Linked DNA regions of Homo sapiens: region 2 is linked to region 1. Evidence: chromatin contacts called from ENCODE POLR2A ChIA-PET data. All regions are on one chromosome and are shown on one strand. Each heading gives the region's core, a stretch centred on a gene start or an enhancer-like site at or near the end of the contact. The rest is flanking DNA. Distances are from core to core; before and after follow the strand shown. Region 1 holds the start of MRPS17 (mitochondrial ribosomal protein S17). Region 2 holds the start of ZNF736 (zinc finger protein 736).

Region 1 (6,631 bases), core at 1,914-4,413:
ACGATCTCAGCCAGTTCATGTTTCACATGCTTTGCTCGTGGAACAGGTAAAGCTCTGAGAAGCACAATATCCCCAACTGTGCACTGCTGAAGGGCATCGTGAGCAAAGTAGGTTTTCCGCTTATTAAAATACTGTTGAGAGAGGGAGAGAAGCAAATCAGTAGTTCCCATCTGTGACCTGGTAATGTAATATGTAATATGAAAAAGTAACGTATGGAAAACAAGCCAGGACTTAGGAAAAGATAAGATACTAAGGAGGCTTCTAGTACAAAAATTAGAGCCTGAGTGATATAGTGAGACAATCCAGTGAGATGGATTCTCGCTCTGTTGCCCAGGCTGGAGTGCAATGGCACGATCTCAGCTCACTGCAACCTCCGCCTCCCAGATTCATGAGATTCTCCTGCCTCAGCCTCCCAAGTAGCTGGAATTACAGGTGCCTGCCACCATGCCCGGCTAATTTTTTGTATGTTTTTTTAGTAGAGATGGGGTTTCACCATGTTGGCCAGGCTGGTCCTGAACTCCTGACGTCAGGTGATCCACCTGCCTCGGCCTCCCAAAGTGCTGGGATTACAGGCATGAGCCACCGCGCCCAGCCTAGAATCACCTATTCTTTATAACAACCCTGTTGCAGCAGGTACATATGAGAAAAGTTCAGGGAGGTTAAGCCATGTGTGTAGCTGGTAAACAAGAGTCAGTATTCAAACTAAGGTCTCCCAAAGGTCAAGGATCATGCAGTCACTCTTCAGCTTGCTCCTGTGTTTCTAATCCTTGATAATGACCAGCATTGGTACCCACCTGTGTGCTGAACTTTGGATGTGAAACCATCCTTGGCACCTATCCGTCCCCTGGGCACAGCAAACAAATCAATGACTCTGTCCTTCCTGAAATATTTTTTCCACTCCATCCCCACTACATCAACTTTAGTTCAGGTCCTTATTTCCATCCTAGACTTTTGCAGCAGCCTCTTTGCCCATTCCCTTACCTCCAGTCTTCATCCCTACCCGTGTTTCCAAGCCTGTCTTTGGGTTCAAGCAGGGATCCCCAACCCCCAGGGCAGCAGACTGATACCATTCAGTGGCCTGTTAGGAACAGGGCCGCACAGCAGGAGGTGAGTGGCGTTGAGCCAGCATGAGTATTACCGCCTGCGCTCCACCTCCTGTCAGATCAGCAGCGGCATTAGATTCCTATAGGAGCACAAACCCTATTGTGAATTGTGCATGGTAGGCAGAGTTTTGCTCTTGTCCAGGATGGAGTGCAATGGTACAATTGTGGCTCATTGCAACCTCCGCCTCCCGGCTTCAAGAGATTCTCCTGCCTCAGCCTCCAGAGTAGCTAGGATTACAGGTGCGCACCACTATGCCCAGCTAATTTTTGTATTTTTAGTAGAGACGGGGTTTCACCACGTTGGCCAGACTGGTCTCGAACTCCTGATCTCAGGTGATCCAACCGCATCGGCCTCCCAAAGTGCTGGGATTACAGGTGTGAGCCACCTCATCCGGCCAGTACTTTGCATACAGAATGACTACAGCAGTTAGAGTGGATTGACATTAACTGTTTTCTTGGAATGTGTAAACCGTGTTATACCTACAGACCAGCAAAATGCCTGGCTCAAAGCAGATGAGAGACAAGACATCTTTACTGAGAGATAAATGTTTTTTTGCTTAGGACCCAGGACATGGTGGTGATTTACCAAAGCCACCCGGAAACAAGAATGTTTCTCACCTTTAATAAATAGGGATCCAGAACAAGCCTGGTCACTCTCACTTTAGCAGTCTTTTGCATTTTTGTCCCAATCACCTTCCCCACAATCCATCTGGCATGGACGGATGAGCGAACTACGGACATTACGTGGCTTTGGTCACCTGAAAAGCAAATTCCAAAGTCTCATATTCTGGTGGTTATGATGCCACATGAATTTTGTCACAAGAACTGTCCAGGTTAGTCCAGAAACAGTTTTTTTCTTTTTCGTTCCCCCCTCCACCCAGAAACAGTTTTGTTTTGTTTTTTTTTAGATGTAGTCTCTCTCTGTCGCCCAGGCTGGAGTGCGGTGGTGCGATCTTGGCTCACTGCAAACGCCGCCTCCTGGGTTCACGCCATTCTCCTGCCTCAGCCTCCCGAGCAGCTGGGACTACAGGCGCCCGCCACAACGCCCGGCTAATTTTTTTGTATTTTTAGTAGAGATGGAGTTTCACCGTGTTAGCCAGGATGGTCTTGATCTCCTGACCTCGTGATCCGCCCGCCTCGGCCTCCCAGAGTGCTAGGATTACAGGCGTGAGCCACCGCGCCCGGCCATATGTATTTTTCTTTAGATGAAGTTTAGTTCTTTCGCCCAGTCTGGAGTGAAGTGGCGCGATCTCGGCTCACTGCAACCTCCGCCTCCCGGGTTCAAGCGATTCTTCTCCCTCAGCCTCCCGAGTAGCCGGGACTACAGGCCCGCACCACCACGCCGAGCTAATTTTTGTATTTTTAGTAAAGACAGAGTTTCACCATGTTGGCCAGACTGGTCTCGAACTCCTGACCTCAGGTGATCCGCCCGCCTCAAGCCTCCCAAAGTGCTGGGATTAAGAGGCGTGAGCCACCGCGCCCGGCTTGAATCACCATTTCAGAGATGCTTACACGTTCCCCACTACCCAACCTCTCATCTTTACAGCGCTTACAAAGCGGTAACTTTAACTTCGCCAAGCCTCACGTTCCCCTTCTGCAAAATGGGCAGGCCTATTTCGCAGGAGTGCTTTGAGAATTTGACCCACAGAACGCTCAATACCACGGACAAACGCTGGACGTTACTGGTCCCTTATCTCTCTCCACCCCGCTGGGTCGCCTCTCCCCACAGGCTCAGTGCCCAGGTAGCACTCGGCGGGGCCGCCGCGGTGTCCCCCTCCCCGGCCCAGCGACGGATGACTTGGGCTGCTTTTGAGATCAGTTCACAAGCCATTCCACCAGGCTTCGGAAAGGTTGGGGTGATTCGTGCCCTCGCCCCAGACAACCCCGAGGTCAGACGAAGCGATTCGCTCTCAGGGCTCTCACGCGAGGGTGCCTTGGGTCCCCAGCAAATCCTCCCCCGGCAGCAATACCCCGGAGCCTGCCCTCACCTCCACCACGAGACTCACCTCCGCCAAGACTATGCAGCCACCTGCCCCGGGGAGCGCCGGTCGCAGCGGGATGGCGTCACGCCGTACGCATTGGCTCAGTCCCACACTACCCCTCTCGTAGGCCGTGCATCTCCTTAGCCGTGGGCGGAGTTAAAGGCAGGACCCCGCCCACTCTCCCTTAAAGGGACCCGCGGCGGTGGCGGGGTCGGGGGCGCTGACCTCTGGTTTCCTAACGCGCGCAGCTAGTGGACAGTGGCGCAGGAGGTTTCGGACTTTTCTTTCATTCTTTTGTTTTGTTTCTTTTTTTTTTTTTTTTTTTTGAGACGGAGTCTCGCTCTGTCGCCCAGGCTGGTGTGCAGTGGCGCGATCTCTGCTCACTGCAACCTCTGCCTCCCGGGTTCAAGCGATTCTTCTGCCTCAACCTCCCAAGTAGCTGGGATTACAGGCGTGCACCACCATGCCCAGCTAATTTTTGTATTTTTAGTAGAGACAGGGTTTCACATGTTGGCCAGGCTGGTCTCGAACTCCTGGCCTTAAGTGATCCAACCACTTTGGCCTTTCAAAGTGTTGGAATTACAGGCGTGAGCCACCGTGCCTGGCCTAAAAGTGTTTTTTTTTTTTTTTTTTTTGAGACAGGGTCTCACTCTTGTTGCCCAGGCTGGAGTGCAGTGGCATGATCTTGACTCACTGCAACCTCTGCCTCCTGGGTTTAAGGGATTCTCCTGCCTCAGCCTCCTGAGTAGCTGGGACTACAGGCATCTGGCACCACGTCCAGCTAATTTTTTTTATTTTTAGTAGAGACGGGATTTCACCATGTTGGCCAGGCTGTTCTTGAACTCTTGGCCTCAAGTGATCCACCTATTTCGGACTCCCAAAGTTCTGGGATTACAGGCATGAGCCACTGTGCCTGGCTGGTCCAGATTTACCTATACTTTCCCTGACCAGTTATTGTATCAGAAGTTTTTCAAACGAAAAATATCAGTGGGGAGTGGTACTTAGCAACAAAGCTCTGAGTGCTAGGTGAGCAACTTGCTACTGGGATTTTCCTGCCTGTAGGCTATTTCAGCAGATGTAGCTATCGATACATTGAAACATACACACACGCACACACACACCTACCTTTAAACAGCAGTGGGTTTCTTTCTTTTTTGGGACGGAGGCTGTCTCTGTCGCCCAGGCTGGAGTGCACTGGCGCGATCTCGGCTCACTGCAAGCTCCGCCTCCCGGGTTCACGCCATTCTCCTGCCTCAGCCTTCCGAGTAGCTGGGACTACAGGCGCCTGCCACCAGGCCGGCTAATTTTTTGTATTTTTTTTAGTGGAGACGGGGTTTCACCGTGTAAGCCAGGATGGTCTCGATCTCCTGACCTCGTGATCCGCCCGTCTCGGCTTCCCAAAGTGCTGGGATTACAGGCATGAGCCACCAGTGGGTTTCTTCTTTTGCTTCACCAGTTCCGTATTTTTATCTCCTTTCTTCCACAGTTAGAACTCTGGTCCCTACCCCGACAACATCAATGATTAATGCTAAATCCTATAGTATACACTATATGCTTTTGGAGTTGTACTAACAATATCCCGACTAAAAACAAACTTTCTAAGTGATGCGTGAGATTATTTTTTGTGGTTCTTTTTGTCCTTAGAGTGTACAATGACAGCACTGTGTTCAACATTTCTTGGGATTCTTTTTTTTTCTTCTGTGTGGTTGTAACAATATTCTATACAATTAGATTTTTTTTTTTTTTTCAGACGGAGTCTCGCTCACAATCTCGGCTCACTGCAAGCTCTGCCTCCTGGGTTTACGCCATTCTCCTGCCTCAGCATCCCGGGTGGCTGGGACTACAGGCACCCGCCACCACGCCCGGCTAATTTTTCTTGTATTTTTAGTAGAGATGGAGTTTCACCGCGTTAGCCAGGATGGTCTCCATCTTGTGACCTAATGATCCGCCCGCCTCGGCCTCCCAAAGTGTTGGGATTACAGGCGTGAGCCACCGTGCCTGGCCTTCATTTTTATATGTTTGTATACAATTTTGTATTCGAGGATAGGAAAAACCATATCCTTTTAATCTTATTTTTTGAATGTGTAAATCATTAAAATGGTTCAAAAATTAAAACTTTAAGGCTGGGCGCAGTGGCTCACGCCTATAATCCCAGCCCTTTGGGAGGCCGAGGCATGCGGATCACCTGAGGCCAGGAGTTCGAGATCAGCCTGTGGCAACATGGTGAAACTCCATCCCTACTAAAAATACAAAAATTAGCTGGGCATAGTGACACACGCCTGTAATCCCACCTACTCAGGAGGCTAAGGCAGGAGAATCGCTTGAACCTGGAAGGTGGAGGTTGCAGTGAGCGGAGATGGTGCCAGTGCACTCCAGCCTGGGTGAGGGAGTGAGACTCTGTCTCAAAAAAAAAAAAAAAAAAAAAAAAAAAAAGGGACGGGAAGGGAGGGGGGAAGGGAAGGGGAGGGGAGGGGAGGGGAGAAGGAAGGACTAAAACTTTAAAAAGATACAAGCAGAGAAATTTCATTCCATTCCCAATCTTTTTGATCTTGTTCTTGTTTCCCATAGGTAACTAATTTATTAGTTTCTGGTTTGGCCTGCTTATATTTCTTTTTGCAAAGATTGTATATATTCTCTTACAAAAGTAACATTCTATGTAGACTGCTTTGTATTTGCCCTTTTCACTTAACATATCCTGGAAGAATCGCTCCAAATCAGCTTCTGGAGTGTACTGAACATGCTGATCTTTCTTTTCAGTTGCACAGAACTTTACTATGTGAATGTACAATAGTCTTTTTTTTTTTTTTTTGAGACAGAGTCTCACTCTGTCACTGAGGCTGGAGTGCAGTGGGGTGATCTTCGCTCACTGCAACCTCTGCATCCTGGGTTCAGGTGATTCTCCTCCCTCAGCCTCCCGAGTAGCTGGGATCACAGGCACTCGTCACCATACCCGGCTAATTTTTGTATTGTTAGTAGAGACAGGGTTTCATCTTGTTGGCCAGGCTGCTCTTGAACTCCCGACCTCAAATGATCCACCTGCCCTGACCTCCCAAAGTGCTGGGATTACAGGCGTGAGCCACTGCACCCAGCCTTATTCATTATTGACCTAAAAATATATATTTTTTTCTTACTAGGTACGAGCATATGTACACACACACATATATATGTATGTGTATATAGATTTGTTCCTGTTTAATCAAGAAATAATAAACATTGGGGTGCTAGGCAAGCCAAGTAATCTTGGAAAAAGTTACTTCAACAAAGTAGAAAGATGGTCTAACAGTTAAAATAGTTACTTCAACAAAGTAGAAAGACGGTCTAACAGTTAATTGGCTCTAATGATTACATACAATAATAACCAAGGAGAAGCAGGATTCAACAGTGTGTTTCAAAATGATTAAGCAGCCAAATGTTCTACAATGAAAAGCTGACTACAAAAACTGCACTCTTCACGAAGAAGGAGCTGGATGGCCTTTTGATTATACAAATAAGGAATATAAAGGCTTTGGAATAATGCTAGCTAAAAAGATCATTATGTCCTGTCAA
Region 2 (6,631 bases), core at 2,765-5,264, 8.4 Mb before region 1:
CTTTACATACACAGTACAAAGAAAATGTGTTTCTTGATGAAAAAAAAATATTTTAGAAACAGATGTGAGAATGTGGTTTTTCTTAAAGAAACGGCAATTTTGCTGAGTTTAGAGGTTATTTAAAAAATACATAAAATTGAGAGAAAAAAGATAAAGAAAATGAGGTAAACTTAATGGATATAGAAAGCTGGAGAAAGAGAAAAATAAAATTTTAAGGGGTTATAAAAGGTTTACAGAAATCTTGTATGGTCAAAGCTGATTGAGATTGAATACATCTGTTTATAATGCTTTCCTAAGGTTAGCTTTAATATTAATAATATAAAAATAAAATTTGATTTTCTACTTTTATGAAGAAGATTTACTCCAAATTTGTTGGAAGGAACCATATTAGATTTTCTTGGCCAGTACCTGTGCCACTAAATTGAAGGGTAATGTCTTTTAAAATATCTGGTCACTGCTCTCTCTACATAGCTCTGAAAAAACCCAGTACTGGACAAATTCTCTCTAACTTTTCCACAGGCATGGCCACCAATCTGTTTTAGATTAAGATTCTATTTGAAAAAAATCTGCTAATTATCTGCCTGGCTTTCAAAAAACAGCTTCATTCATTTTATTGGAAAAAAATGTTTTTGCCTTGGTGAGGTGTCACCTCCCATGAACACATGATTAAAAATATTTTTATAAGCTTAGAAAAAATTACTGATAAAACTGTTACATCCATTGCAGCTCAAAAAAAAGCTACTGATTCACTGGCTACGATTATACTAGACAATCATATTGCTTTAGGTTACATATATTACCTGAGCAAAGATATGTATGTATGGTGGGAAATATCTTTTTATTGTGTACACATAAATACTTCCTACAAAGTAGAAATTTTTTAAAAAAATGAGTTGGCCACTGTCACAAATTCTCCACCCTGCACAAGAGAGAAACTGATGTTTTCATGAATGTTTTGTAATTTACGTGTTAATCTACCACACTTTCTTGTAGAAATGTATTTATTTTTCTGCAGGCATCATGAGAGAGACATTTCCTCTGTCTTTTCCCAGGTAGCATTCCCAAAGCTAAGCCCTGGGATTCTGTTTGAAATCATGCTAAATAGAACAGACGCGGAATCTTACTACACTCACTGTGGGAAATATAAAAGGTAAATGAGAATTTTCAACCAATGGAATATAAACTATTTTTTTCTAAAATCTACCTCTTTTCTTTTAGAAAATTTTTTTTTTAATCTTTCAAGCTCTAATGATAAAATCCATTATACAATTAATGAAAAACTGAAGTTGAAATAACTGAACATATATATTGAAGGTGACAAACACAGGGAGAAGTAGTGCTGACTGGAACACAAATGTTTTAGACTCATGTGTCAATCACTTGAGAGATTCTCCCACCCCCATTCTGCTCACTAAAGTACTTGATCATCACTCTCCCAAAAGATACTGCACTTGCCCCCTGTGTGGCAGATGTGTATTTTGCTTTGCAAATTTATACACTCCCTCACTAGAGTGGATCTTTCCTGTACTTTGGGACAGTTATTCTCCTTCACAAGCCTGAGAGAAACCAGAGGGCAAGATGCATTTGTGCCTTTTCCCCTCAATATCAGCACCTGATTGGTTGACCACCAATGTGTCTGCAAGAAATGAAAACTAGGATTGAGGGGAAAAAAATCTTAATGTTAAAGCAGTTAGCTTTTTAGAGGAAGGGTGAATCAGGAAACTGCTCTCAGCACGAGGGCATCCAGCTGCTCCCCTGAGAGGCTCCACCCAATGCCTCAGGCTCTTCTCTGAAAGGAGATGACCCAGGGGCTAATGTTTGCTAGACACTCCAAGAGATATGGTCCTTGTGGGTATCTTGGATCATCCCCAGAAAGCTGTAATACTTGGACCAGGAAAACACAGGAGAGTGACTGAGGACACATCACCCTGCAAAGGATCCAAAGACATTCTGGGAAGGCGCGCGTGCCTAGAGAAGATGAGAGGAGATGCGCAGTGTCAGGTGACTACTCTTTGCTTTTCTGTCCTGTGAAATATGCACAAACAGACTAATATATTAAAAAGAGCCACCCACGGCTCTGTTAAACAAAAATAAACAAAATGCCACATCCGTTTTAAAATTAAATAAAGAACTGATAGTTCATAATGTGATTTGGAGAGGGATAGTTGGCATTTGGGAATGTGGGAAAGAAATTGGAAATTTAGAATTTTATACAGTCCCTAGAACAGTTAGGCTGGGAGAACAGTTTTAGATTTGAGACCCTGCTTGCCAAACATTTGAAAAATGCAGAGAAAACCAACGACCCTGTGGAGCATTAAAATAATTAAATAGCTAGCAATTAGGCTGAAGTGGCCATGGTGCCCTGGGATTCTGCCTAAGGAAACCTAACTACGTCGAAGGAATTTCTGGTAAATTATTAACTTTGAGAAACAACAACAACAACAACAAAACAACTTAGGCTTAACCAACCACAAGCTGCCAATAAAAAGCTCTAATTACATAACCAGGACATTTCCACCGGAGGGCTGCAAATGCAATACGTAACTGTAACCAATCAAATATTGAATCTGGTTTGCTTCCTCATACCTCTTAAAAAAAAAAAACAACCTTTTGTTCCAAGACCCTCCTTTGAGCCCCCAAACAACAAATCATAGCTGGGTGTTCTCTGATTGATAAATTACTGTTTGTGCAAGTAAACTATTTGTATTAATCGCTTCTGGCATTACTATAAATACCTCAGACTGGGTAATTTATAAGAGGATTAATTGGCTCATGGTTCCACAGGCTGCATAGAAAGCATAACACCAGCGTCTGCTTCTGGGGAGGCCCCACCCAGAAAGCTTAAAATCATGGATGAAGGTGAAGCAAGAGCTTGAAAAAGAGGCAAGGTGGGGTGCTGTACACTTCTAAATGATGAACTTCAGGGAACTCACTCACTATTGAGAGGACAATACCAAGAGGAATGGTGCTAAACTATTCGTGAGAAATCCGGGCCCACAATCCTTCCACCAGGCCCCACCTCCAACATGGGGGATTACATTTAAATAGGAGATTTGGGCTGGAAAACACATCCAAATTATATCCTAAAGTTGCCTCAATTTAGGCTAGGGTGGTGGGTCATGCACGTAATCCCGGCACTTTAGGAGGCCCGAGGCGGGCGGATCACCTGAGACCTGAGCTCGGGGAGTTCGAGACCAGCCTGAGCAACATGGCAAAAGCCTGTCTCTACAAAAACAAACAAAACAAAATAGGCGTGGTGGCGCACCCCTCTAGTCCTAGCTACTTGGGGGGCTGGGGTGAGAGGATCATCTGAGCCCAGTAGGTGGAGGCTGCAGTGAACCGAAATGCACTTTAGCCTGGGCAACAGAGTGAGACACTGTCTCAAAAATAAATAAATTTAAAAAAGGGCCATGATTTTATTTTTAAAAGGAGAAAGGAGGGACTAGGGACCCCACGGCCCACTGCTTCTTCCACGGAGGAACTCCAGACCCTAAATGAGAATTCCCGTCTTATGACACTCCCAACACCCCCACACAATCTGGAGGAGGGAGACTCGAGGTTGCGGCACAGAGCTGCCCAGGAAGGGATCTGAGCTGGGGAGAAATTCGAGTTTAGGGACAAAACAAGACGTAGCGTTTTGGCTGCTGGCTCAGCCCCTAATCTGCGATGGAGGGAAATGAGGATTGAGCTGTGCCCGCGGGGACTCGGGGATGCAGACTCCAGAGCAGACCGCGAGAAGGCCCAGATACCACCGCAGCCGGTTCCGGCCGGATTCAAACAGCCTCTTCCCCATTCTCGGGACACCCACTCCACGCACTCACCATTTCCCAGCCTCCAGATGTTCCGCCGTCCTCCCTATGGATCTCCCAGTACCTGCAGGTCACAGGATAACAGAAGCTATAGTAGAGTCACCGAGGAACTCCAGGAACGGAGGAGATGGAACAGTGGAGACGCGAACTAGGATCAGAGCCCGGAAGCTAGGAGACAAAGGCCCCGCCATATTGAAGAGGCCGCCTCTTCCTCTGTAGCTGCGCACTTGATTGGACAGTTTCACGCTGGCGCCACTGATTGGCTAGGGCTCCAGGCCCCACCCGTTTCAATCCTAAGTGACAGAAGATGTAATCAGACACTGGGCTGAATGAGGCAAGGGTGACAGGTTTTTGCCTGCAGCGTTTTCAGGCGAGTCCTCCCTGTGCTGGGGGCCTGGCCCTGCCTGAGAGACATTTGTATTTAACCTTGCATATAAGATTATATCACTTTCTGATTATATTTTCGTGTGTGTGTATATATTACATTCTGAATTATAGTTATGTGTATGCTGCAGGCCCTGTCTCAGCATCCTGTCTTTCCCTTTAGCTGCAGGAGATCAAAGTCCTCCAGGAGATGCAGCTGCTTCAGCTGGCTGTAGACAATTATCACCTTCAGTCTGTGAAGCAATTTTGGGTCTGCTTCCAATTAATGGAGTGTCTCAGTGAGACTGAGAGGTGAGGGCCTAGCAGATTGGTTAGAGGTGCCACTCGCCCAGGCCTCCCAAAACACCCTGTCTCTTTCCCACCAAAGCTGAGCCTGCCTGAGGACCTAAACAAGCATGGAGAACCAAGATGGGACCCTAGTCAGGGATAGTGCTGGGCTGTGGGGTAAAGTCAGCTAGGTCAGGGCCTCCAGGTGTGGGGAGGAGCCGGCCTCTTCTGTAGAGCCCTGGGCAAGTCACTGCCCTCTTTGGGCCTCTGTTTTCTTATCTAAAAAATGTAGGGATGATGAGCCTCACAGGGTAATGAGGAGCTTCAAAGGAGAAAAATTTGAGAGTGCTTGTGCCTGGCTCTTCCTGAGAGAGATGATGATGAGAACAATGGTGACGGCTACATATAACTGAGTCCTCACGAGGCCCAGTGAGGTAGGTGTGGTTCCCATCACACTTTCAAGTTGAGAAACAGTCTCAGGGAGGCCTGGCTGCATGCCCAAGGTTCCACACACAGTGAGTGTTGCAGCAGGGAGTGAATCTAGAATCAGAGTTTACTGGAGGTGGCAGGAGCACTGGACCAGCTTGACTCACACCAGTTATCCAGGGTACCAGGTCAATGTAACTGGGCATAACTGGGTGAAGGGAGCATAATATCACTGACCTTGTCCTTGACCCTGGCAGAGGAAGACACCCAAGTTGGCCACCCTAGAGAAGAAACCACAGAAAGCCCAGATGAGGCTAAAGCAGCAAAAAGGCAGGTACCTGTGATGGGGAAGAGCTCCAGGGATTCAGAGGGAAGAGCTCCTCCCTCCCAGCTGGAGGCCTCCACATCAAAAGAGCAAGGGGCCTTTCTCCCTCAGCCCTTCCCTCCTGTGGCAACAGTCCCTGAAATGCCTCTATAAGAGAAATCAGAGTAAAGGCCTGGAAGAGCTGGGCTGAGTGGATTTGGGAAACGGTGGAGCTAGGGACCACATAACATTGTGACTTGTTAAAATCTCACCACAGAGTTAATAAGGGAGTGCTTCATGTTTTTGGAGGCCAGCTAGGAAGAGGGGAGAGAGTTGGAGAGAGGCAGCTGCGTGTCTTTGGCTTTTTCAAGTAAAAGATGTGGATAGGAGAGTCCAGGAGATGGGGGCTTATGAGATTTCAGGGACAGGCCTTGAATGGACACCCAAAAGTGGATACTCATCCCCATCACCACCTGATAGCACAGGGTGTTGCTGACTTTCACCTCCCCACTCTCTCCCAATGTTGCCCCAGCTGCTCACCTTCCTTTTCTTTCTGGGTGTTACATTTCCCTAGAAGTCAGCCAATGGTCATCAGAAAGGCCCCTTGGACCCTGACTAGGTCCCCTCCCCACACTCTTCATACTGCATTACTGCCAGGGCCACCAGGGGCAGGGGATGTGCACAAAGCAGGACTTGGGTCTGCAGCAGGTTCTGGGGTTCAAAGGGGACAATGGGAGCTGAGGCTCAGGGACCTCCCACCCCAACTCTCTTTGATGACAGACATAAAAACTGAGGGCTCCCATTTAAAAAAGTGCTCAGCCAGGCCAGGCACGGTGGCTCACACCTGTAATCCCAGTACTTTGGGAGGCTGAGGATGGTGGATCACCAGGTCAGGAGTTCAAGACCAGCCTGGCCAAGATGGCAAAACCCCGTCTCTACTAAAAATACAAGAATTAGCTGGGCGTGGTTGTGGGCACCTGTAATCCCAGCTACTAAGGAGGCTGAGGCAGAGAATTGCTTGAACCTGGGAGGCGGAGTTTGCAGTGAGCCAAGATCATGCCACTGCACTCCAGCCTGGGTGACAGAGGAGGCTCCATCTCAAAAAAAACCAAAAAACAAAAAACAAAAGTGCTCAGCCACATACGAGCTGCCTGCCCTTGGAGAGGCCTAAGTTTACTATCCTTCCATTGGCACCATCTGAGGGAGAGTCTGAGTCCAGCTCAGGCAAAACCTCACTGGGCTTTGCAAGCAGACAGCTCTGCAGCTTCATCACTCAGGGAACAGGGACTGGTGGCTGGTGTGGAATCTTCAACATTCATAGGGAAGAGGGGCCTGATACCTCAGCTCACAGAGGCAGCCGTGACGCTCTCATGAGAGGAAGTTTGCCAAGTGCTGAGATCTAAGGGTGTAGTCCTGATTCTCTTCTCCCAAGCCTCAGGAT

What was found. ChIA-PET counts read pairs that join two places held with the same protein, here RNA polymerase II (POLR2A).
Region 2: POLR2A ChIA-PET joins it to region 1 with 10 read pairs in naive thymus-derived CD4-positive, alpha-beta T cell. The contact joins the promoter of ZNF736 here to the promoter of MRPS17 in region 1. POLR2A ChIA-PET finds 5 or more read pairs at or near these places in 3 of 52 experiments (GM10248, OCI-LY7 and naive thymus-derived CD4-positive, alpha-beta T cell).

Annotation. Positions count from the first base shown.
Region 1 is chr7:55,948,409-55,955,039 of GRCh38, reverse strand. MRPS17 (mitochondrial ribosomal protein S17) reads right to left here and starts at 3,163. Exons shown (of 3, transcript NM_015969.3): 1 at 3,110-3,163; 2 at 1,722-1,861; 3 at 1-131. The coding sequence starts at 1,844. RefSeq lists an enhancer at 3,051-3,110.
Region 2 is chr7:64,311,344-64,317,974 of GRCh38, reverse strand. It overlaps ZNF736 (zinc finger protein 736), which reads right to left and starts at 4,014. Exons shown (of 4, transcript NM_001170905.3): 1 at 3,822-4,014. The coding sequence starts at 3,824. RefSeq lists an enhancer at 3,782-3,961.